Regions from separate parts of the Homo sapiens genome. Here region 2 is linked to region 1. Evidence: chromatin loops called from intact Hi-C (ENCODE). Cell type or tissue: natural killer cell. All regions are shown on one strand. Each heading gives the region's core, and the rest is flanking DNA. Links, peaks and the distances in the headings are about the cores only. Region 1 overlaps L3MBTL3 (L3MBTL histone methyl-lysine binding protein 3). Region 2 overlaps SAMD3 (sterile alpha motif domain containing 3).

Region 1 (16,178 bases), core at 4,890-12,889:
GCAGACGGAGAAGCTGAGCTGTGATGTAGTTATAGCAGAGGCCTTAGCCCATCCCACAAGTTGTGCAGGTGGCGGTTCGGAGTTATCCCAAATTCAGGCAAGGGAACCAGGCTTTTGTATCTCTAAATTGACCAATCCTCGGATGTTTGCTGGGAGGGGCACATGTTCTCGGGCAAGGAAGCTCCCTTTGGCTTTGGACAGTTCCGGGAGAGGGAGGCAGCTTTGAGCATCTGCATTCCACAGGGAGAATGAAGCCCTGGTTCTGAAGGGCGCAAAGAATGGCCCACCACAGATTCACTATATTCAGCCAGATGTTTGGTCTGTTTTTCTTTGAGGGAAAATCAGACAAAACAAAAGAAACAAACCAAAATATCCCTTTATGTGAGATTAGGCCACCTAAATTCAGTCTACTCTCTTGGTTTTGAAAATGAACCTGGCTCTTAAATTCTGCCTTCTTTTGTGATGTTTTGCCTGGGAAGTCATGAGCCTTTTTGATTTTTTGATTCAGTCTTCTTAAATCCAGAAAGCTTCCTTAAGTTATAGTTTTGATTATTATTAATACTTCTGCTTCATTTGTATCTTTCTTGAAGGTAATACCTATTCTTCTTGGGCTAGACCCAAGGAATGATATCAAAAATACTTAACAGGGGCCAGGTGTGGTGGCTCACGCCTATAATCCCAACACTTTGGGAGGCCGAGGCGGGTGGATCACCTGAGGTCAGGAGTTTGAGACCAGCCTGACCAACATGGAGAAACCCAGTCTTTACTAAAAATACGAAATCAGCCGGGCATGGTGGCTCATGGCTGTAATCCCAGCTACTCGGGAGGCTGAGGCAGGAGAATCACTTGAACCTGGGAGGTGGAGGTTGCAGTGAGCTGAGATCATGCCATTGCACTCCAGCCTGGGCAACAAGAGCGAAACTCCATCTCAAAAAAAAAAAAATAAAATAAAATACTTAACAGCTCATTTGGTAACCAACATGGCACAGGACAGTTAAACAGTCGTCTTAGTACTGGAGCGGGGTCCTGGAGGCTCCGTGCTGTAACAGAAGTTATGCTTAGATGCTGGATCTTGGGGAAGTCCCACAAGGGACTGACTACATGGTGGGGAGTAACTATTGCCAACCAATATGGAAGTATTTTAATATTTTAACAACTTTGGCATTTTGTGATGTTGTCAACATGTTTTTCAAGTTGAAATAGCTCACTCAGTCTCTCGTTCTGTCGAGTGTGCTATTTACTGCCTTTAACATGAATTTTAACAGCAGTGTCTCTTATTTTCCTGTGATTTCCTACATTGGCTTGTTCTCTTTTCATAGCCTATTTTTTGTTTTATAGAGTTTATTTCCCCTTGTGCATTGCTAACGTCATGAAACTCTTCTGTCTATAACTCAGTGCTCTTCTTCTGATGTTTTCTAGAACTTTTTATCAGAGGCCCCATGGTAATTGTTTTCTGTTTGATCATTTTTGCGTCCCGAGAAGTTTTCCCAAGGTCTTTTGTGAAGAACACTAAATGCTTAATGTTCCCATTTGAGTCCTGGCACAATTCCTCTTTCAAACCCAAGGCTGAAGGTCAGACAGATGTGCTCCATTCTGGAGCCCTCTAGTGAACCTACAGGTGCCCACCAGTGTTCATTCTCATTTCCATTCCTCCAGTGGCAGAAGCAGCCCTTTCAAACCTAGCCTGGCTGGGGTGGCCTGGGGTTGGGAGAGAATGCCCCTTGCAGTGTGGGTAGCATTTATTCTAGAGGAGACTTGAGAAACCACCCTAAGTTGCTTTACAATGTCAAGAGGATTTAAGACTCCGTAGGTCCATGAGGCCTGTTTTGAGTCTAGGAGCAAATTGATTTAAAAGACACGCATGCACACACACACACCCCTCTTAAAAAAGGATATTTCCCTCCCCCCCACCCATTTCTTCTGTTAATTGTGTTTAGTACAGTAGAGTATGTGTAATTATGAGCTTTTGGGGATGAATCCTGCTATGCTACTGAATTTGATCTTTGGGGACTTTAACTCAATACTTCCCTCCCTCGCTCCCTCCCTCCCTCCTTACCTCTTTCCCTCCCTCCCTCCCTCTCTTTTTTTGCTTCTGTCTTCTCTACCTGAATAAGTAGCTCATTCCTACCATTATGGAAGTCCCATTAGTAAAGAATTGAATAGTTTGACCTTCAAATTTAAATTGTTGTATTCCTGGGAAAGGTATGGTTTTGTTTTCCCTTCTGCAGCCACTCTCTCTCCTGGGTGGCTCATGTGTGGAGAGAACTGAATTCTACTTTATAACATGCCAGATTCTCACCTCCTTTTGTCTGGCACTTGCCCTCCTGGGTCAGCCTACCACATGATGGTTCTGTTGGGCCCTAATGGAAACAGTCTGGTAGGAAGCAGGTTCTTACCCTCCATGGTATTAGAGATGTCTCTTTCCACCAAAAGACCTCATATTTGGTTTAGGTAGTGTTCATTGAAGATTTATTGTCTTGTTTCTCCTGAAACACCAGAGGATGTTTATTTCAGGATCATCTTTATTTGAAAAGTCTTTTTACAAAGGTATTTTCTCTGCATCACTTTCTTCTACCCTAAGCCAAATCAGGAATTTTAATACCTGTACTCAACCAGAAATGAGAGGCATGTGAGCAGATTTGATTTGCAGATTTCTACTTTGGATAATGACATTATTATTTATTAAACTTCATTTCAAAAAAGTGTAGGGACAGAGGGTAAGCTTCCCCTCTGCCTTCTCTGAAGGTTCACTGAGATGACTGACAATAGATTAATAGGAGAAAGAGGCATACAGAATGTATTAATGTGCATAAACGTGGGAGTCCTGCAAATATGAGACTCAAGTCCAATGGTTGAAGCTTGTGACCCCTTTTCATAGAAGAAAGGAGAATGGGGGTGGGATTGGTATAGGCAGTTGTGAGGGGTAGTAAATAATTTTCAGGAGAAATGAATGAGCCCAAAGAACAATGGCCTGGGACAAAATTTCTCTGAGTTCTGTGGGAGGTTGCAGGCAGGTGAGGAGCAGAACTTCACTGTGAACAAATGTTGGTCTTACTATGTAGATAATGTCTCTTGGGTAATCTCTTGGAGCTGCCCTGAGAAGAATAGATGAAAAGTCTCTCTGAGCATGGTGATGACTTTTAGTGGTTAAATCTTTCTTGGCTATTTGATGAGACTTCTAAGTTGGCAATAGCATTTCTTTTGGAAAGAAGTTTTCTTAGTCAGATAAGGAAATTCTAGAGAACTTCTCTCTGCACGTGGGAAAGAAGGGAACAGAGAGACCAGGGCATGGGGGAAGGTCAAAGGGAGACCTTGCTTCTGAGGCTTACTTCTGAGGTCTTTCAGTTTCCTTTAATTCAGAGCATTTAGCATGCCAAAGCGCCACATTTTGGGTCATTGTCCTCTGTAGCCTAACAAAAGTCTGCAAGTATATGCTGTATTTATATAGCCTTCAAGTTTCTGATACAGTACAGTGCTGAATAAATAATTGCTGAATGAAGAACTTTCATATGGTAAACAATAGAGGCAGGCCTTTATCACTAAGAATCAACATTTAAAAAACATCCTTGTTTGCTGCTTTTTTAGAGGGATGAAATAATGAAGTCAAAGATCCACAAACTTATTTTTCTTACTATTACTCCCATCTATCATTTTCTTCTGATATTAACGAGACCCAGCGATTGATGTTGTTTTAATGATATAGTTCCACAAGTGCATTAAATTGCTTTCCAAGTCACCAAAGTGAGACTTCCATTTTTTTGTTTTTTTTAGTAACATTAAGTAGTTTATTTAATACCTGCTGCTAGTTTATATAACTTTTATTATCCAAATAATACGTTTATTATAGAACAATTAGCAAATACAGGGAAGCAAAATGGAGAAAATCAAAATTATGTGTAATTTTATACCATTTTCTGAATGTGGGGACCTACTTTTTTAGACTGTTTCTATCTGAAGTGTACAAAATACTTTGTAACCTGCAGTTTGCATAAGTATTTATACTTCTTGCAACATAATGTTAAATATTCTCTCTGTGGATGGATGTAGCATCACTTAACAAACCAATCCCCTACTGTTGGGTTATCTAGGCTAGTTATTTTGTATTTCTGACTGTTATAAATGTTTTTGCAGTAAACTTTAGTAGTGATTAGGGTTAGGGGGGTGTGTGTGTGTGTAATATAAAACACATAAAGTGGCTTATGTAAGGTAAAAGAGGCTTATTTCTCTTCCACATAAAGGAAGTACAGAGCTTGGTCCAGGATTTAAATGGTACTTAACAGTGTCAGGAAATCAGATTCCATTTATCTTGCTGCTCTGCCTTGCAGAGCACGTATTCCCAACACCATATCATGGTTAGAGGTGGTTGCTGGAAGGCTAGCCATTAAAGTACTATTCTACCCAGCAGGAAGGAGGGACATATTGGGGGAGTGGTGGTGGGTGTGCTGTCAGCCTTTAAGAGCACTTCCAAGTCCAATTAGCAGAACTCACAGGATGTTGTAGATTCCACTTCTGCTTATGTCCGTTAGTCATATGGCCACTTTTAGCTGAAAAGGAAGCTGGGGAATATAGTCTTCATCTCAGTACAGTTACATACGTACCAGAGACCCTCCACTGTAACTGACTTTGAGATGATTGTTAGCGTTCGTGCTTCATTATTTTCTTAAGATGAACTTCTAAACTTGGAATTGTGGAGTCAGTGGATGATAACTCAGAAGGAATCTTTTCCAGGTGAGAGAAAAGACTTTTGCCCAAAGCTGCTCCTTGGAGTGTTTTGTGGTTTCTTTAGCATACCAGTGCATGATGAAGATAAGAATGGGAGACATTCTTTTATCTCGCTGGAAGGTGCCATCCATCCGATCTATCCAGAGAGCATCTGCTGACCCTGTTGGAGGTGCACAGGTGCAGGGTCGGTAGAGGCACCTCTTACTGGGGCTTTGCCAGTGAATGTTTGAAATTTGAGTATAAAAGAGATCCTAACAGTACATTCCTTATACCGTGCAATATCTCATGGTGTGTAGGGCCAGGGATATTGGTGGTGCTGTGTTCTAAGACTGGAAGCTACTTTTCAGCTGGTCCTGTCTGACTTGTAGGTAGATTTGGATCTTCAAATTTGGCACACAAAAATCTTTTTATCTTTTTTTCAACAAAACATTGGTCTTTATGCCTCTTATTCATGACTAGAGGTCTTTAGTGTCTGTCTCTTTCTCATACATATGTATAGGCCTCACTGAGAAAATTTTTTAAAAGTAGTGATTATTTGATTAAACATTAGACTGAATAGATTAATTTGTTCATAAACATAATGAATATTATTATTTTTCTCTGCAGTATACTGTGTCCATTTTAATGTACTGTCACTTTTCTCTTAATTCTTATCTTTCCACTGTTGAGGATGACAGCTTTGGTTCTACAAATAAAATTTATCAGATTGTTGAATCAAGAATCAGGAAGGATGACCATTCCTTCCATATGGTAATTTTAGTTATTCGCAGTCAGCCTAAAATATTTTTTACTCACTGTGGAAGCACACAACCCGAAACCAAGTGGGGCAAGTGAGAAAAGAGTTTGATCACATACCTTTGGTCAATTTTCATCACAGAAAACTTCAGAAATATAGAAAACTTCTTAAAAATTTTCTTTTCCATGCATGTCAATGGTTTGAGAGGAGAGTGGTACGAAATAGGGTCCCAGGCAAAGGGAGGTGGCTGAAATGTCTTTAGAACACGAGGCTCTGTTTCCCGAGGCATACTGTGCACATTTAAACCTACTCTTCCTTACTCTTGGCACTGAACCACCTACTGGAGCCAGAGTCTATTTGCATTTATTTTAGCCTATGTCATAACATGTTAAAACAAAAACCTGGAGTCACTTTTCTTTGCAATTCAAGGAATGCAGTACAAATTTGCTCAAATGAAGCTGCTTTCTTTATTCCTTTTGGATTAAAATCATAGGAGGTGGCATGCTGTGTGGCAGATAACATCAGTTAGCGAGGAAGACTCAGCAAAAGGAAGGAAAGTCTTAATGCGAAGGAGGCAGAGTTGGTACTAGGATTGGAAGAGTATGTATATCTAGGCCTATTTATCGTATCAGGCTTAAAGACATGCAGAGGCAACCACAGACATAAGGGCTTTGGTGTTTTTAGTCATTTCCTTAGAATGGGTTAGTTATTTTTCTAAGGAACAATGTGCGGAACATTAGAAATGAATTGTGACTAATACAGCTTTTAGCAGAAAATAAAATGGAAGAGTAGGTCTGCAGTGATAGAATGAACAGTGCTGAGTGTTAATAGAACATAAACAGTAATAGGATAAAGACTATGGCTTTGGAAAAGACTAATTATATGGCATGCACTCAGGATACAAATTATAAAGTCAGCCCTATGGTATTACTGTAGTGTAGAATTGGAAATCTTACCATTTCATATAAAGCTGTCTTATAAAATATGTACAAATATTGTATTTCAAATAATAGCTAAGCTCTTTAGAATACCTGAGATTAAAAAGATGTTTTTAAGTTACTCCGTATTTTGCTACACAAAAATTCCTTAAATCTGGGCAATTCAAAAAGAAAAAGAGAATAAAAACAAACTTTCTGCTTTATGTATTTGGTTCATAATAGATATTCAATAAAATGGGATGAGGACCTGCACCTTTGAGGTTGATTGGATGAAATGTGGAAAGAGGGATAATGATGGCTTTTTAAAACATATTTGAAGATTTGAAATGTTTCATGTGGAGCAGACACTAGAATTTTTCTGTATAAGCTCAATGAGGTAGTACCAGAACCAGTGGGTGTCAACTCCAGTAAAATAGATTTTTGACTCAGCATAGTGACTTTCTAGCATTCAGAGCAATTCAAATTTTGGATTAGGCTAGTTTAAGAATAAACTTATTAGAAAACTGTAACAGAACAATAAGAAATAAATTTTTTAAAAATTTACCACTTATAACAGCCTCAGGAAACATCTGATACATAGGAATAAATTTAACAAAAGATGTGCAAGATCTCTACCTGAAAATGACAAAATATTAATGAGAGATATTAAAGAAGAGCCAAAGAAATTGAGGGATTTAGCTTCTTCATGGATTGGAAGACTCAATATTGTAAAGAAGTCATTTCTTAACCAAATTTATCTATTGGAAATTTGTCTAGTAGAAATAAGCCCTTTACAAAAGAGCCTCTCTATGTGGACAATAAACATAGGGAAAGATTATCATTAATCATGGAATGCATTTGTAACCATAATGTGATACCACTATACACCCACTAAACGGTTAAAAAGAAAAAGATAGACAATACCAAGCATTGGTGTGGAGGTGAAGCAATTGGAACTGTCATATGCTGTTGGTAGGTATTCTGCAGTTGTTTTGGAAAGCTGACAGGATTTACCAAAGCTTAATGTACACACATGCTGCGACCTCAGAGTTTCACTCTTTGGTATATGTGCAATGGAAACACATACGTACATTCAAGAAATTGTTACCAGGAAAGGGTCGCAGTCCAGACCCCAGGAGAGGATTCTTGGGTCTCGCGCAAGAAAGAATTTGGGGCAAGTCCAGAGAGTGAAGTGAGGATGCAAAAGTGTATTAGGAAAGGAAAGGAATAAAGAATGACTACTCCAAATGGTTGCCCATTTTTGTGGTTATTTCTTGATGATATGCTAAACAGGGGGTGGATTATTTGTGCCTCCCCTTTTTAGACTGTATAGGGTAACTTCCTGATGTTGACATGACAATTGTAAACTGTCCTGGCGCTGGTGAGAGTGTAGCAGTGAGGACGACCAGAGGTCACTTGGTTTTGGTGGGTTTTGTCTGGCTTCTTTACTGCAGTCTGTTTTATCAGCAAGGTCTTTATGACCTGTATCTTGTCCACATCTCCTAGCTCATCCTGTGACTTAGAATGCCTTAACCATCTGGGAATGCAGTTGTCTCAGACCCAGTAGGTATCAGCCTCATTTTACCCAGCTCCTGCTCAAGATGGAGTTGCTCTGGTTCAAACGCCTCTGACAAAATAATCTGTACAAGAATGTTTGTAATAGCACTGTTTGTAATAGCACCAAATTAAAAACAACTCAGATGCTCATTGTTCATGATCTCCAAATAAATTATAGAGTATTCACAGCCACAAAAACCATACAAGAAAGAGAAGGTAACTTCTACTACTCACAACAATGTGGATGAATCTCAGAAACATGCTGTTTAGAGAAAGAAGCCAGATACCCAAGTTTCCATTTTAAATACAATTCAAAAAAGGGTAAATGAATCTATGGTGTTAGTAGTCAAGGAAGTGGTCACCCTTGACAGATGAGGTGCGATTGGAAGGGTGTGCTGGCCACGTTTTGTTTTCAGTCAGGGTGTTGGTTACATGGGTGTGTTCACTTTGTGAAAATTCAGTGAACTTTACACTTAGTGATTTCTGTGTCTTTCTGTAGATCTTAGAGATATAAAAGCAAGGCTTTGTGATAGAATTGAGGTGTCCTTGTAACTGAGCTGGTGTGTGAGCAGAGAGGAAATGTATGGGAGGTGCCTTTCTTCTGAGGTGCTTTGAATACAGAGTTTTCAGAAAAGGTTTCTGTTCTAAAGGACCATAAGGAGACGACGATTGACAGCTCTAAGTCAAGCGTCCAGAGGACAAAAATCCTTTGCTAGAGAATGGCCGTTTTAGGAAAGCAGCCATAAAACTAGCTTTGGGTTCAGAAGCTCTAACATAAATAGAATATTCAGTAGGGTTTTTTTTTTTCTTTCAAGAGATGGGACCTTGTCTTGTTGCCCAGGCTACAGTAAGAATATTTAGTAGTTTTAATTTTGATCTGAACAAGTAAAAAATTACAAAAACATTTGCATTTCTGCTGTTTTATTTTTATTGCAATAATTTCATATCCCTGTCAAAAAATTGAATTGGCTATTTAAAAAATCAGTATGATTAGTAAATAAGAAGTTAAAAAACCAAACCAAGCCCTGAGACAAAAGGAGAGAGAAAGTATGCCAACTGTGAATACATGGTAAGCACAGGTGTTAGACGTGAGATGCAACTTGGCTGTTACCTTTACAACATCCAAAGCAGAAAGGGGAGCAAATAAACAACTTCCTAGAATAAGACTAACTTTCCTTCCCATTAAAACTTTGAGGCACGTTTCTTATCTGAAGCATTAAAGAGACAACGTTGAACAACATAATGAAGCATGTCTTTAGTAATGAGTGCTGTAGCAAATGATATCAGTTGAATTTACAGGTTGTTTTTTATAGTGACCTTCAGTAAAGACAAAGAAGAGCCTATTCAATAGTATAATGCTGAAAGGAACCAATGCTTTAACCACTCCCACCTCCAGTCTCGTTATCTGGGAGATGCACGGCATTTGGGGCTTTCTTGCTGCTTTCAGAGAGTGATTTCCCATTTGTTTTCATTGACCAGGTGCCCGGGAAGAACCCACCGTCCAGCAGGCACAGCGTCGGTCAGCTGTCTTTCTGTCCTTTAAGTCCCCAATTCCATGTCTGCCCTTGCGCTGGGAGCAGCAAAGCAAACTTCTTCCAACTGTCGCAGGAATCCCTGCCAGTAAAGTTTCCAAATGGAGCACAGACGAGGTATATTTTATTTTCTTTGCTGCCCGACACCAGATACAGGATTACTGGCTTAAGAGGTGTGGAACATTGAGCGTAGGTAGCGTTTAGTCTTTTTTTTTCTGAAAGAGAAGAAATTATTGTGAGAGAAATAACTAATGCATATGGGTTAAATGTTTTGAACCTGTAGCATTTAGATTCTGACTGTGTTTTTTAACTGGGAATTTTGATATTGCTTTTGACAGGTGTCAGAATTTATACAGAGCTTACCTGGGTGTGAAGAACATGGAAAGGTATTTAAAGATGAAGTAAGTATTCCACTAAATTGCAATATGTTACTTAATGGGATCAAAGCACTGAAATGCAGTGGAAGGTGAAATGTGTGGAATTGGCAGAGTCAAAAAGAGATGGGGTGTGTTGAAATTGACAAATTGATGTATACTAACAGGCAGTATGAATCAGTTGTATAAAAATGTCTTTGTATAAGATGAGATGCATAAGAATGTTTGTGAGTACCATTTTATGATACCCCACAGCAGTAACACTAGGCTCCTTATAAAAAGAAAACCCACAGAACTTAATAGCATGCATTTATATAGTTTATAGCACAGAGGAAGCCAAAGAAAGAAAGAAGCAACATTTTCTCTTTTTAATAAAGTGAAATTAGTTTCCATTATTTTATTTTCCAGTGTCATTCTAACAACACCATGATTGACTCCATTTGAGGTTTATAATAAGTAATATTAGCATTATGTCTAAAAAAATCCCTTAAGTCATATACATTCCTCAATAATGTTTATAATAAGATATTTATCACAGTCCACTTTTGGAAGATTATTTTATTAGTTGTTTTCAACTCCCTCTCCAAAACTTCAATATAAGGGGTGATTAAGAATGATATCACTTACAGTGAGCACTAGAATAAAAAGGAATCTGGTTTCTAACTTTTAATTCTGTAAGCGTACAGCAGGAGACCCTTTTCAGTAGAGACCTTTAAAAATAAGCCACTTGCCTGTCATCTCCTCCAAGCAAAGCAGTCAATTACCCCTCTGATTTTGGCTGTGTCTACTCCTGCCAGAAGGCAGAAAGTAGACTGAGTAATCTCAGAAGGTGCTCTCCAACATCTGCTGTCTACAGTTACACGCATACACAACTTGTTTGCCCCTATGTGTAAAGCTCAACTGTTAAGAACAGCACACTTTCCATTTCATTGCAGGAGTATAGACACAGCTAACAATCCAGCCACCAGTTGTCAGTGTTGTTATACTGTTAGGTATAATTTATGCGTTAGATGAAAGCTTGTTAAAATGCACAAGGATCTGATTTCCAACATCCTTTTTCTGATTTATGTTCTTATTGTGCAAAGGTTTTATTTTCTCTCTGTTTGATCTTTAATTGGCAGTTATTCAGATTTTCTTTCCCTAAGTCCTGAGTGTCTTCACTGATACTCTCAATTCATTTTCTGTTTTTTCCTTTTTTTTTTTTTTTTTTTTAAATCGAGATGGAGTCTTGCTCTTCTCTCCTGGGCTAGAGTGCTCACTGCAACCTCCGCCTCCTGGCAGAGGCGATTCTCCTGCCTCAGCCACCTGAGTAGCTGGGATTACAGGTGCCCGCCACCACGCTCGGCTAATTTTTTTTGTATTTTTAGTAGAGACTTGGTTTCACCGTGTTGGCCAGGCTGGTCTCGAACTCCTGACCTCAGGTGATCTGCCCACCTCGGCCTCCCAAAGTGCTGAGATTACAGACGTGAGCCACCGTGCCCAGCCTGAATTCATTCTGTATCGCTGAGCAGACTTAGAGCCACATAGGGAGCTGTTGGTCTGTCTTGGAAAATGTCATGTTGTCATTACCTTTGAAAATAATAAAGCATTTTTGAAAATAAATTTATAATGCATCTCTTTTATAACTTCTGTTTTTTTATTCTGTTGTTATCTAGATAATCCCTATAGGTTTGCTCTATTATTCAGTTTGAGTAAGATTCAAGTTTAAATTCAAAATGAGATGCTATTTTTTGAGTAATTTTTTTTATTCATGGCAGATTGTCTTTGGAGATGTTCCTCAGTTACCAAATATGCTCAAAGCTAGATCCTTTTCTGGAGGAGTGAGATAGTTAATATTCTCTGTCGATATGAATTATTCATTCATTTACTCCTTCATTCATTCATCTTGTGCACATTTGTTAAATTCCGACCATGAGTATGTTACTTTGTGTCATGCTCTTGTGAGAAGGATGATTCGAAAATAATGAAACCTAGTCCTTGTTCTCAAGTGTCTCACAAGGTCAGTGGGTTTGGGTTTTGAGTCCTACAAGTAAACCATAGTACAAATCTAACCGAAGTCTTATAAATCATCTTTAAAAGGCAAAGGACAAGTATTCAGATAGGCTGTTGTTGGAAATTATCCTTGACTTCTCTCTTACACATGCCACATCTCATCTGTTGAAAATCCTATTGGGTGTATCTTTGAAACATGTAAAACCCTTATCACCCTACTGCCACCACCACCCTGGTCTGCGCCACCATCCTCTCCCACTTGGATTAGTGCAGTAACCTCCAAACTCATTTTCCTGCTTCTGTTTTTGCTCCTCTACAGTCTATTCCCAGCACAGCCAAGGTTACCCTGCTGAAACATAAGTCAAACCATGTCACTCCTCTGTTCAGGTCCTTCCAATAGCTTCATCTCTCAATCAGAGTAAAAGCAGAAGTCCTTACAAGGGCCTGCAGTCTGACACCTCATTACCTCTCTTGCCCCCTGGCTTTTTGTTTACACTGCCCCTCACGAGTCTACGTGCTGGCCTCCTTGCTCTTCCTCTGATTGTCCAGGCTTGCTCCCGCTCCTCCTTCTGCACAGAACACTCTTCCTCCAGATGTTCATGTGGCTCACTTCTTCTGCTCAGATGCCAGCTTGCCAATTAGTCCTGCCCTGACTTTCTTACTTGAAATTGCCTCTTGTCACCACACATGCATCCCTGCTCCTGCTGCCCATTCATCTTCCTAGTCAGCTCTGTTTAATCATAGCACAAATCACCTTTTTTTTTTGAGACAGAGCCTCACTCTGTCGCCCAGGCTGGAGTGTAGTGGCACAATATTAGCTCACTGCAACCTCTGCCTCCCAGGTTCAAGCTATTCTCATGCTTCAGCCTCCCAAGTAGCTGGGACTGCAGGTGCGTGCCACCACACCCGGCTAATTTTTGTATTTTTAGTAGAGATGTGGTTTCACCATATTGGCCACACTGGTCTTGAACTCCTGACCTCAAGTGATCCACTGACTTCAGCCTCCCAAAGTGCTGCAATTACACTCATGAGCCGCTGCTCCTGGCCAACATGAGTCACTTTCTAACTTACTAATTAATTGGCTTACTTAGTATGTTTATTGGCTTATGGTCTGTCTACCACTTCTAGAATGTAAATTCCACAAAAAGTTTTTTGCTTGCTTGGTTTTATTTGTTTTATTCCCTGCTATATGTCTAAGCCCAAGAAGAGTGTTTGGAATATAATAGACATTCAGTATATTTTTGTTGAGTGAATACATTCATGCCTTTACACTCTGAGAAAGACTCACTCAGACAGAGCATGTCACTGTGGTTTCGAGTTAAGGCATTGGAAAAGAACAAATAGTGAATAGTGGAAAGGGCAGTGAAATGGAAGGCCAGAGCTCCTGAATTCCAAATCCCTCTCCTTTGTTTTAGGCCATTAGCAAGACACCTAATGTCTGGAATAATGGCATTGTATATGCATTGCAGAAGCTAACCGAAAAAAAAGTAAGCCTTGTAATACATTGCAGTGGTCACTGTTGTTCTTAGGATGTACTTTCCTGAATTAAGTTGACTTCCTTCCAATCAAGACTTGTTTGTATGGCCACATGTCAGAGCAACCTGTATGTAATAAAGAGTTTGGAAGTAGCCTCAAGATTTTTTTTCTTTCTAGTGTATGTAACCTTATAAATAACAACCTACCAAAATGTATCCTTACTGTCCCACTTTTAACTTCAAATCCCAGCCACTAAGTTCTCTGGATGTTTTTTTTTTTCATCAGTTACCTGTTGTGTTATACTCTTACATAGTTTCAGAAGGAGACTTGCTGTCTGCGCCAGGCCTTCAGTAGGGCCAAGGTTGTAATAAACCAGTCAGCCTTTGTAGTGGGCTCCTTGGGAATGTCAGTTGACATTTTCATTAATGACTTAGAAGACTTCTATAAGGCTGTCCATTGTACTAAGGTCTGCCTTGGTTGAGCGAAGTGTTAATAGATCTGCCTTTCTTCCTGACCTTGCTTTATCAGAGGACTGTCATAGCACAAGCAAATGAGAACAGACCAATGTTTCCAGAAAACAGGAGAACATTTCTCATACCTGCCGCTTAACGGTGCTACACTTGGAGATTAACACTGGAACGTCTTTCCTTCTAGTTTACAACAGCAGGATGTCTTTTTACTGAAATTAGCACACTTTTTCCACATAATTGTTACTTGAAGAAGTTGTGTAAGATGACTCCAGTTCTTACTGATGAAGCATTTAGGCAGTCTATATTTACAGGTCTTTCATTTTTAAAGGAGAGAGGAAAATCTTAAGAAGTAGCAATTTAATTATATCAGCCTTGTTTAGAGAACTGTTTGCAGAATTTAGAGTTGTCTTAGTTTGCTAGGGCCACCATAACAATGCCAACCACAAACGGGTGGCTTAAATGGCAGAAATGCATCGTCTCACAGTTCTAGAAGCTGAGAATCTGAAGAAGGCTAGAAGTCAGGGGGTTGGCAGGGTTGCTTCCTCCCGAGGGCTGTGAGGAAAGAATCTGTCCTGGGCCTCTCTCCTTGACTTGTAGATGTGACTTGTAGATGGTGGTCTCTCTTTGGGTCTTTACGTTGCCTTCCCTCTATATGTGTCTCTTTCTCCAGATCTCTCCTTTTTATGAGGATACCAGTCATAATTGGATTAGGCACCCACCCTACTCCAGTGTGACCTCATCTTAACCAGTTACCTCTGCACTGACCCTATTTCCAAATAAAAGTCACATTCTGAGGTACTGGGAGTCAGGACATCAATATACGAATTTTTGTGACAGGGACACCATTCAACCCATAACGGAGTGCGTTGCTGTCAAGGTTTCTGATGTTCTAAGGCAGAGAACAAAAGTGTGTTTTACTTTTTGTACAAGGTGGGAAAACTGAAAGGGAAACTTTTTTTTTTTAAGGTGATAGAAGAGCTGAAAGTCATAATGAAAGACTGTTTCTTTGCTCTGCCCAGTAAGCCAGACATCATTTTCATAGTATTTTATCTTTTAACCTAAAAGATGTGTTGTACCTTTGAACTTCTAGAGAATAGTAGCCTATTTTTCAGAAGCATAGACTTTTGTCTTAGAAGATGTCCAGAGAGAGGAAGGGTCTTTCTCATAGTTACCCTACCTGCGTATTAGAAGAACCACCTTAAAGTCAGTGACTCGTAACACCAGCCTCACATTCACTGTTTGATTGCCCCGTTAGTAAATGCTTTTCTTCTGTGTGTAAAGACTTAACTGTGGCCACACTAGAGATAAGTGTTATCTTTCTGATTTTCTTTTCTTCATGGTGGAAGGCTAATTCTGGAAAAAAAAAAAATGTTGCATGTAGCTGATATGTTTGCCTGAGTTATTTTATGTCCACAAACATTCATGTACCTGTTATCTCTTCTAATTTTAAAACCTGCCATGATAAAAACTAGACTTTGGGCATCCTGGATTTTTCCATATTCTTCTTAACTCTACAACTAATTCAGAGTAATCACAGGAAGATATGGGCACCTTCTGTTTTCCTTTGGCTGGTTTTTCAGGTGAATTAGTTTACTTTGTTCCCAGTCCACTTTGGGATGTGTCATTGTGGATAAGAAAGGTCCATATATCAAGAAATGTCATTGCACACGTGAACTTCTCTGTGCTTTTTTAGCATTGCTATGTAGAAGACAGCTGGTAATTTAACCTTGAATATTTTCTACAACACTGCATCTTGTTAATCCACATTCTGTTGTTTTTTTCCCCCATTTTAGCAAATTGATGGAGAAGCATTTCTACTTATGACTCAAACAGACATTGTTAAAATTATGAGCATTAAACTGGGCCCTGCTCTCAAAATTTTCAATTCCATCCTGATGTTCAAAGCTGCAGAGAAGAATTCTCACAATGAACTTTGAAGATGGTGAATTCTGAATACCATCAGCATTCTGCTTTAAAGCTCATGTTTTATTCAAAGCACAAGGACGGTTATAACTCCTAAGTGAGAAGTCTCCAAAACTCAAAAGAGCAACACTATCGGATTATTTATATTACTCAAGAGACAATATATATGAATTCTTATGAAAGTGCTTGAGCTTTTAACCAGGTACTGTCTAACAACAGTCATCTTTTGGTTCTGTTCACTGAGCTAAATTTATCTTTGTAAATCTTTTTGAGTCTGGGGGGTGGGGGGAAGGGGGGCTTCATTAATTATTTATGGTAATGGGGGGCAGAGTAAGAACTTTTGGCATTTTGTAAACATTGTTGAATTCTCTTTCATGTACACTGTTTCTTTTTCAATACTTTCAGAAACCTTTTTATATAATCAAATTTCAATTTAAACCAAATTAGTCGAAACCTGGCTAAGTTTAGCCAGTAGGACT
Region 2 (15,069 bases), core at 5,831-13,830, 83 kb after region 1:
GGGGAGAGAATCTTCTGCCCCATCTCAGCCCACAGCTCTGGATAAAGGGCAGGGCCATAGGGAAAATATTAAAAATAGATACTTCACCCTGTCTTTATGGGCCCCTCCTCCCACACAAGTGATTGCCCAGGAGGGGACACCTGATTCACGCTGGGCCCATGAACAAAGCAACACTGAAAGACAGAGTCAGTTGGCTGGGAGGACCTGAGCTGTTTATAGGGAGCATTTCCTTTGGAGTTGGTACTAGGGCAAGGCAGTCGTATGCCAGGTAGTTTGAGGGGAGCAGAACAGCCAGAAGTAGTATGATAAATCTATCCTTGCAGGGAAAAGCAAGGAAATGAGGCCAACTAGACAGGGAAGCAGAATGGAGACAGAGACAACCCGTGAGAAAAGTAGGGACCACTTCACTCCCTGGCTTTCCAGCACCTGTGTCTTCATGCTCGGGAACTTACTTGTTCAGCCCTTGGATGCTGGGAAATGCTTTTCTCACAATAAACTCCCTTTGTCTTTACTGTGAGTGGATTTTTGTTTCTTACTGCCAAATATATACTAAGGCAGGACAGATAAGTTTACTTTTTGAAACATTAATTCTAAGGTGCGGTATGCAGAGATGGGCAGCTGGTGGTAAACAGATAAGTAAAGGGCTTAGGAGAGACTTTATGACCAGAGATAAAGATAGGGGCGTGCCACTTCTAGTTTCCAAACCCTTCTATTTCTCTCAATTTCTTAGCCAGTCCTATTTTTCTCCTCCCCCTTGCCAGCTGCTATGAAGAATGTGAGATGCCATTAAGTGTGGGGCTGGTCCTTTGATGAGCCATGTGAAAACAATTGGAATAATAACCCTGCCTAGCCAGTATCACAGGAGCATGATGAGGACAAAATGTCAGAGGGCTTAGAAAGGAGAAAAGAGAGCTTGGGCAACACAACTAGATCTCATTTCTACAAATCATTAAAAAATTAGCTGGGCCTGGTAGTGCACACCTGTGGGCTCAGCTACTCCAAAGGCTAAGGCGGGAGGATTTCCGGAGCCTGGAAAATCAAGGCTGCAGTGAGCCCTGATTGCATCACTGCACTCCAGCCTGGGTGATAGAGAGATGGTGATAGACCCCATCTCATCAAAAAAAAAAAAAGAAAAAAAAGAAAAAGAAAAAAAAAGACCTACAGGTATAGAAGGTTGCATCCTCATCTGCTGTGTCAAGTAGGCAGAGAAAAGACACCCTAAGGAAAGTAGGAATACCTCCAGGAGCAGGGCTGGAGAAATGGCTGTACACCGAGTGCCCTCTGTGTGCTTCCACTCTGCTTGGAACTTGGCAAGCATTATCTATTCTTAATGCTCAAAACAACACCATGAGAAAGTATCATTATTATTTCCATTTTGCAGATGAGGATACAGAGACAGAGTGCTACTAGGGTAGGTAGCACTGGGGCTAATCACTGTTCACCCCAACTCTACCCACACTTCCACAGTTATAGACATGTGGACTGGCTGCATTTAGCAGCTTCGTGTTGGAAGGGGTAGTTGAGAGCTCATGGCTTACTACATGCACCTGGAGCCAATCACGGGAAAGCTCTAGGAATCAACCAGCACCCATGAGTGGGAAGGAGGGGAAAGAAGCCACCTTACAAATGAATTTCCACTTTCTGAATCATAGTTCAATCCAGGAAGACCAAGGCAATGGATTTTGCACCTACGACATAGCCTTCCACCTTCTTGGTTGCCACCCCAAACAAGAGTCAGTGGGCCCTAACACTGGGAGATCTTGAGGCACTGAGGCTGTGGGGCTAGAGGTGAGGTCCAAGGTTGAAGAGAGGGAAAAAGAGCGGAGAGGAGAGCCCAGAGCCAAAGCCCATTTGCAGGAGCTCCTCATCAAAGGGGCTGCTCTTCTCTGCACTCATAGGGCTGCTGGGGCCTTGCAGGCCTGAATCCAAGGCTGTTGCCCTCAGTCCCCTGAGCTCTCACGCTGAGGGTGGCTAGGTCCTGTGCTGAGGCAACAACAGTCCACTTGGAAAAAATAGCTAGAAATCCTTTGACTGCTCTAAATCTCGGTTGTACTCATTTACAAAAAGGAGAGAATAATGCCCACCTTGCAGTACTGCTCTGTGGGCAAAATGAGCTGATAGTGTAAAGGGGTTGTGAAAACTGAAGGACCACATCCTTGCTTGGCTATTACCCGATTATTCTTTGTGTGCAAGGTGACAGTCTCTCTTTTCAATGAACTACGTTTAAGGCATTGCATTTGCTTGTTAGTGACTGGAGACAATATGTAATATGAGTTATGGATGCACGGATTGCCTGGGTGGGACGGCCGTGAAATGCTGTAGGACAGGGGTTCTTAACCCTCAGGACACAGACTGGTTCATGGCCTGTTAGGAAACAAGCCACACAGCAGGAGGTGAGCAGCGGGTGAGCGAGCAAGGTTTCATCTGTATTTATAGCCACACCCCATCACTGGCATTACCACCTGAGCTCCGCCTCCTGAGAGATCAGTGGCAGCATTAGATTCTCATAGGAGCACAAACCCTACTGTGAACTGTGCATGTGAAGGATCTAGGTTGAGCACTCCTTATGAGAATCTAATGCCTGATGATCTGTCACTGTCTTCCATCACCCCCAGATGGGACTGTCTAGTTGCAGAAAAATAAGCTCAGGGCCCTCACTGATTCTACATTATGGTGAGTTGTATAATTATTTTATTATATATTAGAATATAATAATAGAAATAAAGTGTGCAATAAATGGAATGTGCTTGACTCATCCTAAATCCATCCCCCTGACCCCTGTCCTTGGAAAAATTGTCTTCCATGAAATCAGTCCATGGTGTCAAAAAGGTTGGGAACCGCTATTCTAGGGGATGCCGTGACCTCCGTATCATATCTTACCTATGACCATCTCAGCACCAAATCCTACATGTGGTTCTCTAAGTCTACAGTTTTTCCTTTGTTTAGTTGTAATCCATATATTGAAATATACATTACGTAAAACCCAGTGTAGGAACATAGAGAAAATGTTTACCAAAATAACTGGAATATAAAGCAAATGCTTACCTGCCTCTATCGGGAGAGTCAAGTTAAAGCAACAACTACAAAATTCAAAACAAAAACTCCACCAAGGGATATTCTATAGAACATTATTCATTGAATAAATTCCATCTTTGTGACTGCTGCCAATCACCTTGAAGATTTTATGACAGAGAAATCCTCTTTTTTCTTAAAAATGTATACTTGAAAGATGTATACTATCATTCTAAAACTTCACTTTTCCAATACAAAAACCAGAAAATTTAATCTTCATCTTTTACCAAGTATCTTTATCGCTGGATAAAAATATATTCCCTTCCAGGAAAACAAAAAGTTTCAAATTAGAAATACATCTAAACATATGAAACCTTATCAAAAAGAAATAGAGAAGAATGTTATTTGGCTTTAAACTGTCTTAAAGTTGGTACCCCCACCTCTGTTTCAATACTCTTTGGTCAATTAGTCCATTATCAAGGTTTTCAGCTGGATAGAAAGATGGCATCTGCTCCCCATGCCTGGCTGGACTGGAGGACTCTTCATCCCTGTAACTAAGAAAGAAGAGGTGGGTCAGGCACTATTCAAGAGGTGATATGACCATTGATCTCACAGCAGCTCTGAAGGTAGCACCAGCCCAGAGTAAACATCATGGTCTGTGTCCACTTCCCAGTTCCACGTTAGACTCATGACTAAGAGAATGGAAAGAAGGCCCCTCTGGCGTCATCTAATTCAGTGGTTCCTATGTGCCAGGAGGCAGACTGATGCCTGTTCATAATGCTGTTTTCACCAGTCTATCCTATTTTTAAATGGCATTAAGACAATACCTTCCTTTATGAAATGATGGTGATCGTAGAATGTATCTTTTTTAGCTAATATTCTTGTTTGGCAAAATTAAATAGTAAACTCTGCCAGATCCCTACTCTGCTCTCTGCCATTTTGGGAGACATTTTATTATCTGTGAAACCTCAGGATCTTAGAAACATACTCTGCTAGCTCCCTTATTTTCCAAGTAATGCAACTGAAGCCTAGAAGGCAGAGCAACTCCTGGTGAGCTACTCAGTAGCAGTGCCAGGATTTGAACTCAGTTTTGCACCTTCCTGACCAATGATTTTCTACCAGTTTCAACAAGAACAACAACAAAAAGCAACTGCAAATATGCCTAACTATTTCATATCCCCATCATTTGCTGAGGTATCAACAGGATGCTAAATATCCTGCCCAGATGTTGCCTACACATCCTTTTCAAAATAACATGCCAGGCCAGGTGTGGTGGCTCAACATCTGTAATCCCAGCATTTTGGGAGGCTGAGGCAGGTGGATCACCTGAGGTCAGGAGTTTGAGGCCAGCCTGGCCAACATGACAAAACCCTGTCTTTACTGAAAACACAAAAATTAGCTGGACATGGTGGCAGGTGCCTGTAATCTCAGCTACTTGGGAGACTGAGGCAGGAGAATCACTTGAACCTGGGAGGCAGAGGTTGCAGTGAGCTGAAATCATGCCATTGCACTCCAGCCTGGGCGACAAGAGAGAAACTCCATCAAAAAAAAAAAAAAAGGTCAGGTATAAACCAAAAATAAAATTCTAAGGCCCCCAACCATTTGAATGGACCCCTCCTCTCAGCTAAAGGCATTCCAAAATTAACCTGAAAAACTAATTCAGGCCATGATGGGAAGGGAAGGTTGAACATGCCTCATTATACCCTCCTCCCTTTTAGAATTGAGGAAAAGGTGACCAGCATTAACATCAACACAGACCTTAAGTCTAATAAGAAACATTTATGGGCAAGGCATGGTAGCTCACACCTGTAATCCCAGCACTTTGGGAGGCTGAGGCAGGTGGATCACGCGGTCAGGAGATTAAGACCATCCTGGCTAATATGATGAAACCCTGTCTCTACTAAAAATACAAAAAATTAGCTGGGCATGGTGGCATGTGCCTATAGTCCCAGCTACTCAGGAGGCTGAGGCAGGAGAATTGCTTGAACCTGGGAGGCAGAGGTTGCAGTGAGCCGAGACAGCACCACTGTATTCCAGCCTGGGTGACAAAGCCAGACTCCATCTCAAACAAAAAAGAGAAACATTTATGATCTATTCTCTCTGAAGCCTGCTACCTGGAGGCTTCATCTGCATGAGAAAACCTTAGTCGCCACAACCCCTTATCATAACCCAGACATTCCTTTCTATTGATAATAATTCTTTCAATCAATTGCCAATCAGAATTTTTTTTTTTTTTTTTTTTTTTCTGAGACAGAGTCTCACTCTGTCACCTAGGCTGGAGTGCAGTGGTATGATCTTGGCTCACTGCAACCTCTGCCTCCCAGGTTCAAGCAATTCTCCTGCCTCAGCCTCCTGAGTAGCTGGGATTACAGGCACCCGCCACCAGGTCTGGCTAATTTTTGTATTTTTAGTAGAGATGGGGTTTCACCATGTTGGTCAGGCTGGTCTCAAACTCCTGACCTCAAGTGATCTGCCCGCCTTGGCCTCCCAAAGTGCTGGCATTACAGGCATAACCCACCACGCCGAGCTGCCAATCAGAAAAATTTAAAATCTACCTGTGACCTGGAAGCCCCAGCTTTGAGTTGTCCTGCCCTTCCAGTTCAAACCAATGTAAATCTTACGCTGATTGATGTCTTATGTCTCCGTAAAATGTATAAAAGCAAGCTGTACCTGACTACATTGGGCACATGTCATCAGGACCTCCTGAAGCTGTGTCATGGACGGGTCCTTAACCTTGGCAAAATAAACTTTCTAAATTGATTGAGACCTGTCTCAGAGACTTTTGGGTTCACACAGGCAATCACTAGCCATTAAAGGGAATCTGTACTCAAATGGAAACCTATCTGCTGTCTCAGATCTAGAATGCCATCACAGACTCTTTAGAACGGACCTAAAGTATCACTTATTCTACCTACTTCATTTTACAGTTGAAGAAGCTAAAACTAAAAGGGGTCAGACAAATCTCCAAGGCTAGTTGAGGGGCTAATATCATAAGAGGGGGTTAAAATCAGATGTCTTGATAGCTAGCTTCAGGGTTCTTCTGTACACCAAGTTTCCTATCTTTTTTAAACACTCTCTAAGGGGGTTTAATTAAACAGCATATTCTCATGCCTCTTTCTACTATCATTCTCACTTGATGATTGTCAAGTGACAACATATAATAAATATATTTGACAATAAGCAAATACAACCAACAAGAATTTTAATCAAATATAAAGCAATAAGTATTCTCTTCTCACATGCAATTGTAATTCTGCACCAGAATAATTTAATCTAAATACAAGATAAACAAATCCCTAAGGTGAGTCAGCTGCTTATGGGTACAGTGCAAAGTCCCCACTCATAAATCCCCAGACAAAGAGTGGTCCCAGTCTTGGCCATGTTTGAAACTAGTTAACCCAGTTAACAAAGTTTCATACTTAACACAGGACTATTTCAGTCTAGGAGAAAAAGGACAGATTTGCTCAAAGACTGTGATACTCCTAACATCAGTGTGAATTAAAGAGGAGGTAAGTACCATATTACTTTTCACAACGTACGGATGAAGAAACAAGAATGCCAACATTTAATATAATCAATCCAAGTCAGTAGTAGAACCAGGAAGGAAGCCCAGGTTTCCTGGCAGTCCAGCTAGTTCTCTTTTACTTGAGAACATTATAAACTGATTTGCAGTGGAAACAAGACTGCCTGTTTTCTTCTAAGCTGTGCCTAAGGCAATTTCAAGATTCCACTCAATGGAAGGGAACTTCCAGCTCAAATGTCCTACTCATCCCAAAATGCAAGGAAATTACTTTGATCTCTCTTTCAGGTTCCTACCCTTCCTTTGCTGGGAAGGAGTAAAAGCTTGCAATGGGAACTTCATCAAAAGTTACATGTTCAAGAGCGTCCTTTTTTACATAGATATGCCAAAACAATGTTTAGAAATCCTTCAAATAAATTGGTTAGGGGCCGGGCAAAGCAGCTCTTGCCTGTAATCCCAGCGCTTTAGGAGGCTGAGGTGGGAGGATGGCTTGAGGCCAGGAGTTGGAGACCAGCCTGGGCAACACAGTGAAACCACCATTTGTTTAAAAAATAAAAATAAACATAAAAATAAATTAGCCAGTCATGGTGTTGAGTGCCTGTAATCCCAACTGCTTGGGAGGCGGAAGCAGGAGGATTGCTTGAGCCCAGGAATTCGAAGCTGCCGTGAGCTATGATCCTGCCACAGCACTCCAGCCTGGGGGTCAGACTGAGACCCATCTCTAAAAAAAACAAAAAGCTTTTTTTTTTTTAAAAAAAATCAATTAGTAGAATTTCCATTCCAGCTCTATACCATCCCTTCAAGGCTACCTATTCCCCTCCATGTCCCAAATATTCAAATATTCTAGGAATAAACTTGCTTATGTCAGGTCCCTACCATTATATTATTTATCAAGGAGAAAGAGAAATCTCTATTATTACCACTCTAATCTCAAAAAATTAACGTAAAAACATAGATTTTATCAATCATCAAAATCATTAAAATTTATTTAATCTTAGAAACCCTTCAAAAAAATCTTGAAAATGGAAAAATCAAATCAGAATGGCTGAAATGATCCCAGGGCATAGATGGATGTGTAAAATGAAATTTTTAATCTTATAAATCCTGTTATCATTTCTTTTCATTGCAGAAGTCAGTGATTAAAAAACAAACAAATAAAACCGTCCCCAAACTTCAGAGCTTTTATCTGCCACCACTAATGTTTCTACATAATTTTTTGGGGTGTTTCATAGTGTTCATTACTATAAGGACACTCTTAAAAAATTAGAATACTCATGTGACAATAACGTGTTTAGCAAATTACATCGTAAAGGCATCTAGAGAAGACTATAAATTCATTACTCTAAGAAATCCTAGGAAAATAAATAAATAGATTAATAAATAAATAGTTTTGGGAAAAGCAAAGAAGCAATCAAGATGCCTTTCCCAAACCCTGATTTTAAAACCAGAGCTTCAGGATCCCCTTTCTCCTTGTGTTACATACCTATTTCACCTGCTTGTTCCACAGCATTTTATATAGAAACTCCTTGCTAATAGGACATCCCTAATGATTGGAATCCATGTTTAAAAAATGGTGAATAAAAACGTTTCTTGATTCTTAAAATTTTACAGTGTCCTTTGCTCAAATATTAGAAATACCGTACATACAATCTAGCTGAAAACGGTCACAGTTTTCCAAGGGCTTTAAACCCAAACGTCACGCTCTAGCCATCATTGGGAAAGCTTGGGAAAAAAAAATAAGGCCATTTATGAACATACTCACTCTCGAGCTGCTTCTGTTTGCATGACCAGGGCTGCCTTTTTGGGGTTTTCTGGGGACTTCAGTCCTTGAGTGTTCTGCTTGTATTTTTTAATTAAATCCATCAGAACAGCCTGGTGCCCAATTTTCTTTACCAGTTGCTGAACCATCCGATCATTAAGTGCAAGAAGAGCGGCCCCACTTACTTCTTCCTCTGGGAAAAAGAAAAAAAATTAGTTTCTACATGACTTTCCGGCAAAACACAGGCATTCTGAAGAGGCAAAATTACCTCTAGTGATAAAAGGATCATCTAAACTTGTCCCCTGACATTATAAATTTATCCATATTTTTGACAAAGATAAAACTCCAATGTTGCATAATTCCAAATCAATGCCTGCTCCTAAGAAAGTACCAGAACATGGAATCACAATAAAAACTTATTATTTCTACATTAACACCCTTCTCATTCTAATTCTCTCTAACTGGTATTGTTTTTATAAGGAAAAAAAACTTAGGAAATTATTCTTCGTAATAGCTCCTAGCCAGTATTCAACTTTATAAACCCAACACTACACAAAATACATACTGTATTACTTAAGAACAAAAGCAATATTAAATGCATATATCAAATATGTATTTTAAGTGACCCGTAAGACTTTTTTATTTGAGTTCTTAAAATATTATATTCTCTTGTGGATGTTACTTTCAAGTGGAAACTCTGCTACAGTCCATAAAGAAATGAAAAGTTCTCTACTGCAGCAACCCCACATCCACATTGACATGCACACAGACATTTGGCAACAAAAGTAATTTTCAGTAACAGAGGACACCAGAATATCTAGGCTGCTCAATTAAAATTTTTGGAAAGCATAAACAACTCACCTTGAAATCTATGAACTAGCTCTCCTAAATTTTTCTCCACCAACCAACTGCAGACCTGCTCAACTGACCAGGTTTCCATTGCTGTCTCCTGTAAATACACCTGTAGAGCAAAAGGTCAGAGAATTCTCCAGCTTTTCTTTCTGATTGTGCCTTAATTTTTTTTTTAACAGTCAGCCGCTTCCTTTGCTAGACTCCTTTATCTTCTCAATGTTAAGCTTTTTTAAAATTACTATTTTTACAATGTACATTTAAAAATTGCTAACAAAACACACACTCACTTTAAAAATAAGACCTGATTTAAACCTATTTCCTAGCATCCCATTTCTCAAATTTCTTCACCTTCTCCTACTTTTTTTCCACAGGCATCTCTAAGCTTTACTAACAGACAGCCAGGGACATACAATGGTACCCAATCCTGTACCATTAACACCCAGGTTTCTTCACAAAGAAAAGAAAGGTGTGAAATTCACCACTACCAGGCTCCTCAGGAAGTGGTTGACATTTACAGAAGGGGTGGGCAGGAGAGGAAGGGAGGAAGGATCAGATAAAAGCCTGACAGAGATACTTAGTAAACTGGTTAACCCCTTAGTAGACTGGTTAACCCCTTGCTTCTCCTGGCTAGGAGAAGGAGATTGTAACTTGCTGCTTCTCATTGTTTTCCGTTAGCAAGAAGAGGAAGTAGGACCCACATTTCTCTGGAGAATCTGAATGTTTCTGTCCTTCCTTCCAATACTATTCTTACATACCCCTCTGAGTTCTAGAACTTTTTTGGACACTGTTATGATTGGTAAGATAACTAGGATAAACTACCACACTGACTGAAAACTTTTTACTTAATTGGGCAGATTCAAAATTGGAAAGTAATTATTTATGTTAATAATTATCGTGAAAGAAGCGTAGGCAAGTTTGCAAGATATATTCTTTAACTATTTCAGTTATTTTTGTATGCCACTTGTCTGCAACCACTTAGAAAACTTAAAACTATTTCCCTAAGGAAGCTTATTCCTTGTTTTTGTAATTCAATCCAAAGGACCTCTGATGGACTTGGAGAGGGGTGGGGTGGAGGGGGGGATTGAAATAAATTTAAAACGTTTTAACCTTTTATCTTTACTTGGCAATTTCAAATCTTAATCTAAATGATATAGATTTACTTGCAAATTAAGATACTGACTATTCTGTAAAGACCAAGGAAAAAGCTACTCTTGGAGAAATGGAATCATAAGGAAAGATTAAAATGGTTATCAGTCGTGAATTTAAATTTTATTGATGGAAGTTTTAAATGGAACTATTGTTGTATTTCTCATTTTTGTATATTTAAAGAAGTTACAATTACCAACATCATAGTTAGAATAGTGGAAAAGGGGAAACATGTTTACCTTGCATATGTGACAAGCTGGAAAGATAGTCTTCAAGAATCATTTCCTAGAAAACAAGTAGACTTCAAAGTATTAAGCCCCATAATCATAAGTGTTCACAAACACCAACTTGAAAAATTGAAAACAAGGGTTAAATATAGAAGAACATCTTTCTGAATTTCAGCAGTGGATTTAATTTGCTATGACAAACAGTAGCCACAGAACCCCTCCCCTAGGCTAAGCAGCAATAGCAGGGTGTGAAAAGTCATTATTTGCGAGACTCTGGTGTAAATTAAAAATCACACCTTTCTATCACACTTCTGGCTTCCTTGCGAAGATTAGGACTTAGGGAAAAAATAGAAAATAGAGAAAAAATAAAAGAATTCTCTAAACTCGAAGATAAAAAGGTAAGCAGAGCAGAAGATACTGCCTTGTAGTCATCGATGGATAAAAGGAAATTTGAAAATAAAATGAGTACTTGGAAATGATCATGTATTTTTAAATTTGCAGATTTTTACCACAATTCTACTTCTGGGAAAAACAAAACAGGTTAAATTATAACATCATACAAACATAATAAAATAAAAAAGCATATAGTTTTTGCCTAGTAGCTTTTCTGGAGAGTTAATAAAACAATATCACTGGCTAGACAACGTAACATCTTTGAGTAGTAACTTTACAACTTCTTCTCACATAAATAATGGATATATTATTTATGATCTTCTACACCATGAAGGCATAAACTATATATCAAATGAGAAAAGATATATCTGGTAGCTTTATTCTGAGCTTCAGAAACATACGAAAATATTTCAAAATGTGAAGGCAAGCATTATCTCTAAATAGTTGAATAGTGGTATCATTTTTAAGAAGAATTAATAATACATTATGTATGAATGCTCCTGACAAACCATTATCATTATTTGATTGAATTATAAATCAAGAAAATAAATTTGTATTAAATATTAAAGGGCTTCATTTAACTAAAGCCAAGAAGAGGTAAGACTTCAGCTAAAGCAGCCTAAATATGGGCAAGCTTTATTTAATAAATTTGTTAAAACTACAAAGGAAGATAATAGGGTCACCTGCTGTGAACGTGATTTATAATCTTCAAGGGACAATCTAACATATAAAACATCATATAAAACATACAAAACATTCGACCACAAAAGAGCACTTTTTAAGAAAATATGAAAACTTTTTGTCATCTTTCTTTCTATTTGCATTTTTCGCTTTATTCCTCTGAAGTCCAAAAGCTGAGACAACAAAAGATTCCTAAAAGTTTTGCTGGCGGCATATGCCCACTCCTGGATCAATACCTCATTCTGCCCTGAGAAAAAGTATCTCCTACCGTGGCTGAACTTGAAGGGACAAACAATTTATCACAAATCAGTTCCAGGCCTGGCGTGTAAAAAAGAAGGAAAATTGAGGTACAAAAATAAGGATGTGGCTGTCACATGAAACAATGTCTGGGCAATTCTCTTGGGTAGCAGCCTCGCTACCATGGGAGGTGATAGTGTTGTAGGACTCTCTCTTTAGTTCAGCTAAGAGCTGGGTTCTTGTCACACTGCCATGAAATATTAGGCTCACAGACACTTTGAAGGGTCAGAAGAATGGAATTTATTGGGCAAAAAGGAAAGAAAGGGGAAACAGTGGCTCTCAGCAGAGCGAGGGTCCTGCTAGTATATGCTTCTCGCCTCACAGATTGAATTCCAAGTTCCCACACCAGAATAAGAAGGGCCAGTTCCTCCTCGCTGCAAACCGTGTGAACTTCCGTGGCTCCACCCCATTCTCTCAGTGCGCAGGCTGTCGGAGGCTCTCCGGGGACCTGTTTATACTCAGGTGTCTCAATAGCAGCATGGTGTTCCAATGGAACATAACATCTCATCCACTATGGCCTGATGATATTCTTCCAACCATCACCAGACCACATGAAATAAAAACTGAAATATTCAACTCAAATAATTTGCAGATGTTAGTCACCAAGACGTTTACTGCCTAGATAGATAGCCCAAAGTGGGGTGGATGATGATATACTAAAGAAGTTAGAAGCCTTACTAAGAAGATAAGATACATAGATAAGCAGAATATGATATACAGCCAATCATGGTGGATGCTTTAGAAAGCACTCTGGGGCTGGATTTTCCCACAGTGTCCTGGAAGCGAATGGATCTTGATTTGGAATCTAAATAATGGACATAGTTTAGATAGCAAAGAAGCTGGAGAAAGCAGGATCAATATAATGAACTCAAAGTAAAAAAAACCAGAAAAAAACGAGTCATGTTTTGGAACCTCAGGGAGGACCGTGCTGCTTGGAATAGGAACCACATGGTAGGCAACCACAGGAGACAGGGTCTGAAGATCGCAGAAAGGCTTAGAATGTTAAGAGTTTATAGATATGCTTAAGCTTGGGAGAGTCATTGAACTGAGAGTATGTTCCATGCTTTGGAAAGATTATTTAGGCAGCTGAGTCAAATAAATGACAGAAAAGCATTCTTTCTTGAAGCAAATTGTGTATGAGATGGAAGGGCTTAGCCTTTACTAAACATCCATATGTGCACCAGTTTTCCTTCGTTTTAGGAAACATAGATATTTATATTAATCTTTTAAACATTTAAGGAACAAAACTATTAATTTTTTTCATACATCACGGTCTGAAAGGGAGTGACATCTACAAAGCTAGCAGACAGCAAACAGGTGAAACACACCAAAAGGGGCTGTCTCTATACGTTATGCTAAACGATATGAAACAGCCATTTTTTTTAAATTACAGGGATTTATTTTTTTTTAATTTTTATTTTCATAGGTTATTGGGGAACAAGTGGTGTTTGGTTACCTGCATAAGTTCTTTAGTGGTGATTTGTGAGATTTTGGTGCACACATCACTGGAGCACACATTACTGCACCCAATTTGTAGTCTTTTATCTCTCACCCTTTTCCCCACTTTTTCCCGAGTCCTCAAAGTCCATTGTGTCATTCCTATGCCTTTTCATCCTCATAGCTTAGCTCCCACTTATGAATGAGAACATATGATATTTGGTTTTCCATTCCTGAGTCACTTCATTTAGAATAATAGTCTCCAATCTCATCCAGGTCACTGCGAATGCCATTAATTCATTCCTTTTTATGGTTGAGTAGTATTCTATCGTATATATACCACAGTTTCTTTATCCACTTGTTGATTGATGGGGTTTGGGGTTGGTTCCACATTTTTGCAATTGAGAATTGTGCTGAAACAGCCGTTTTTGCACATACAAGAATTCAAGATCAGTAATTTCCTATGGCTTAAGTTATTAAAATCTTACTTTTATAAAAATTAGTGTCTCCATTGGTTCTTTTTATCTAGCAAGACTTATCAGAGTTGTCTGTAATTCACAACACCTCCAATAAATTTGAAGGAAAAAGTGGTGAGCACAGTCATAGTAACTTAAATTTCATATGTTTACATTTTTTTCTTTTTCTATTTTTTTGAGATGGAGTCTCGCTCTGTCATCCAGACTGGAGTGCAGTGGCACTATCTCGGCTCATTGCAACCTCCACCTCCCGGATTCAAGCCATTCTTTTGCCTCAGCCTCCTGAGTAGCTGGGATTACAGACGCGTGCCACCATGCCAGGCTAATTTTTGTATATTTAGTGGAAATGGGGTTTCACCATGTTGGCCAGGTTGGTCTCGAACTGCTGAGCTTGTGATCCACCTGCCTCGGCCCCCCAGAGTGCTGGGATTACAGGTGTGAGCCACTAGCCTGGCCAATTTTTACATTTTCAAAGAAACTAAAGAGCCACTTATCTGGGAGGTTTAGTTAAATTAATGAACAAAAATAGCAATGAGCCAGAGTCCCAGAACTTTGGAACTTTTGAGTCACAAACACCCTAGTGTTTTGGCCTTTGAGTCAAACTTATGGTTTATCCCTGCTTCTGCCTCGTTGACAGCCAAAGCTTATGGTTCAGCAACACAGATTACAGTCCTGCCAGAGATGGTAACTGTGAACTGTGCTATTGAATTTTATGAAAAGCTGGATGTGTGACTGAGAAGTCTTGATAGTTTGAAGATGTCATTTCCCTCAGAATTAATTTATAAATTCCAATTAATATACATACGTGGTTATATGTTTTACTTACTATGAGGCTAGTTTTCATGTGGAAGAATAAATAGGTAAAAAGAACGAAAAATGCTTGACAAAAGGACTTGCACTTCCAGATGTTAAAAAATGTTATGCTATTAACAGCATGGTACTGGAGGAAAAGAGAACAGATATTGAAACAGAATAGAAACTTAGAAACAGAAACATTCATATGGAAGTACTGAAAATATCTTTTTTTTTTTTTGACAGTCTCGCTCTGTTGCCCAGGCTGGAGTGCAGTGGCACGATCTCGGCTCACTGCAAGCTCCGCCTCCCGGGTTCATGCCATTCTCCTGCCTCAACCTCCCGAGTAGCTGGGACTACGGGTGCCCACCACCACGCCCAGCTAATTTTTTTGTGTTTTTAGTAGAGACGGGGTTTCACTGTGTTAGCCAGGATGGTCTCGATCTCCTGACCTTGTGATCTGCCCACCTTGGCCTC

What was found. Hi-C counts contacts between places; a loop is a spot of excess contacts. Peaks named below come from ENCODE experiments on the same cell type or tissue, not always from the same donor. Only the 100,000 strongest peaks of a DNase experiment are listed, where the experiment ranks them.
Region 2: it touches region 1 in a loop (4-fold over the local background); 8 of 110 quality-filtered maps call a loop at or near these places.

What each region holds. Positions count from the first base shown.
Region 1 is chr6:130,124,041-130,140,218 of GRCh38, forward strand. It overlaps L3MBTL3 (L3MBTL histone methyl-lysine binding protein 3), which reads left to right. Exons shown (of 23, transcript NM_032438.4): 21 at 9,412-9,581; 22 at 9,803-9,865; 23 at 15,570-16,178. The coding sequence ends at 15,713. Among named protein-coding and RNA genes, the nearest start is that of SAMD3, 91 kb to the right of the region's middle. RefSeq lists an enhancer at 14,530-14,799. In natural killer cell, for the core only: no CTCF peak of the experiment used is centred there; DNase peaks (open chromatin) are centred at 8,391, 9,041 and 10,721; H3K4me3 peaks cover 293 bases; H3K27ac peaks cover 3,547 bases.
Region 2 is chr6:130,206,043-130,221,111 of GRCh38, forward strand. SAMD3 (sterile alpha motif domain containing 3) reads right to left here. Exons shown (of 12, transcript NM_001017373.4): 2 at 10,529-10,574; 3 at 9,153-9,252; 4 at 8,295-8,484; 5 at 3,453-3,566. The coding sequence starts at 9,231. Among named protein-coding and RNA genes, the nearest start is that of SAMD3, 9.4 kb to the right of the region's middle. In natural killer cell, for the core only: no CTCF peak of the experiment used is centred there; DNase peaks (open chromatin) are centred at 9,649, 10,759 and 12,289; H3K4me3 peaks cover 4,265 bases; H3K27ac peaks cover 4,434 bases.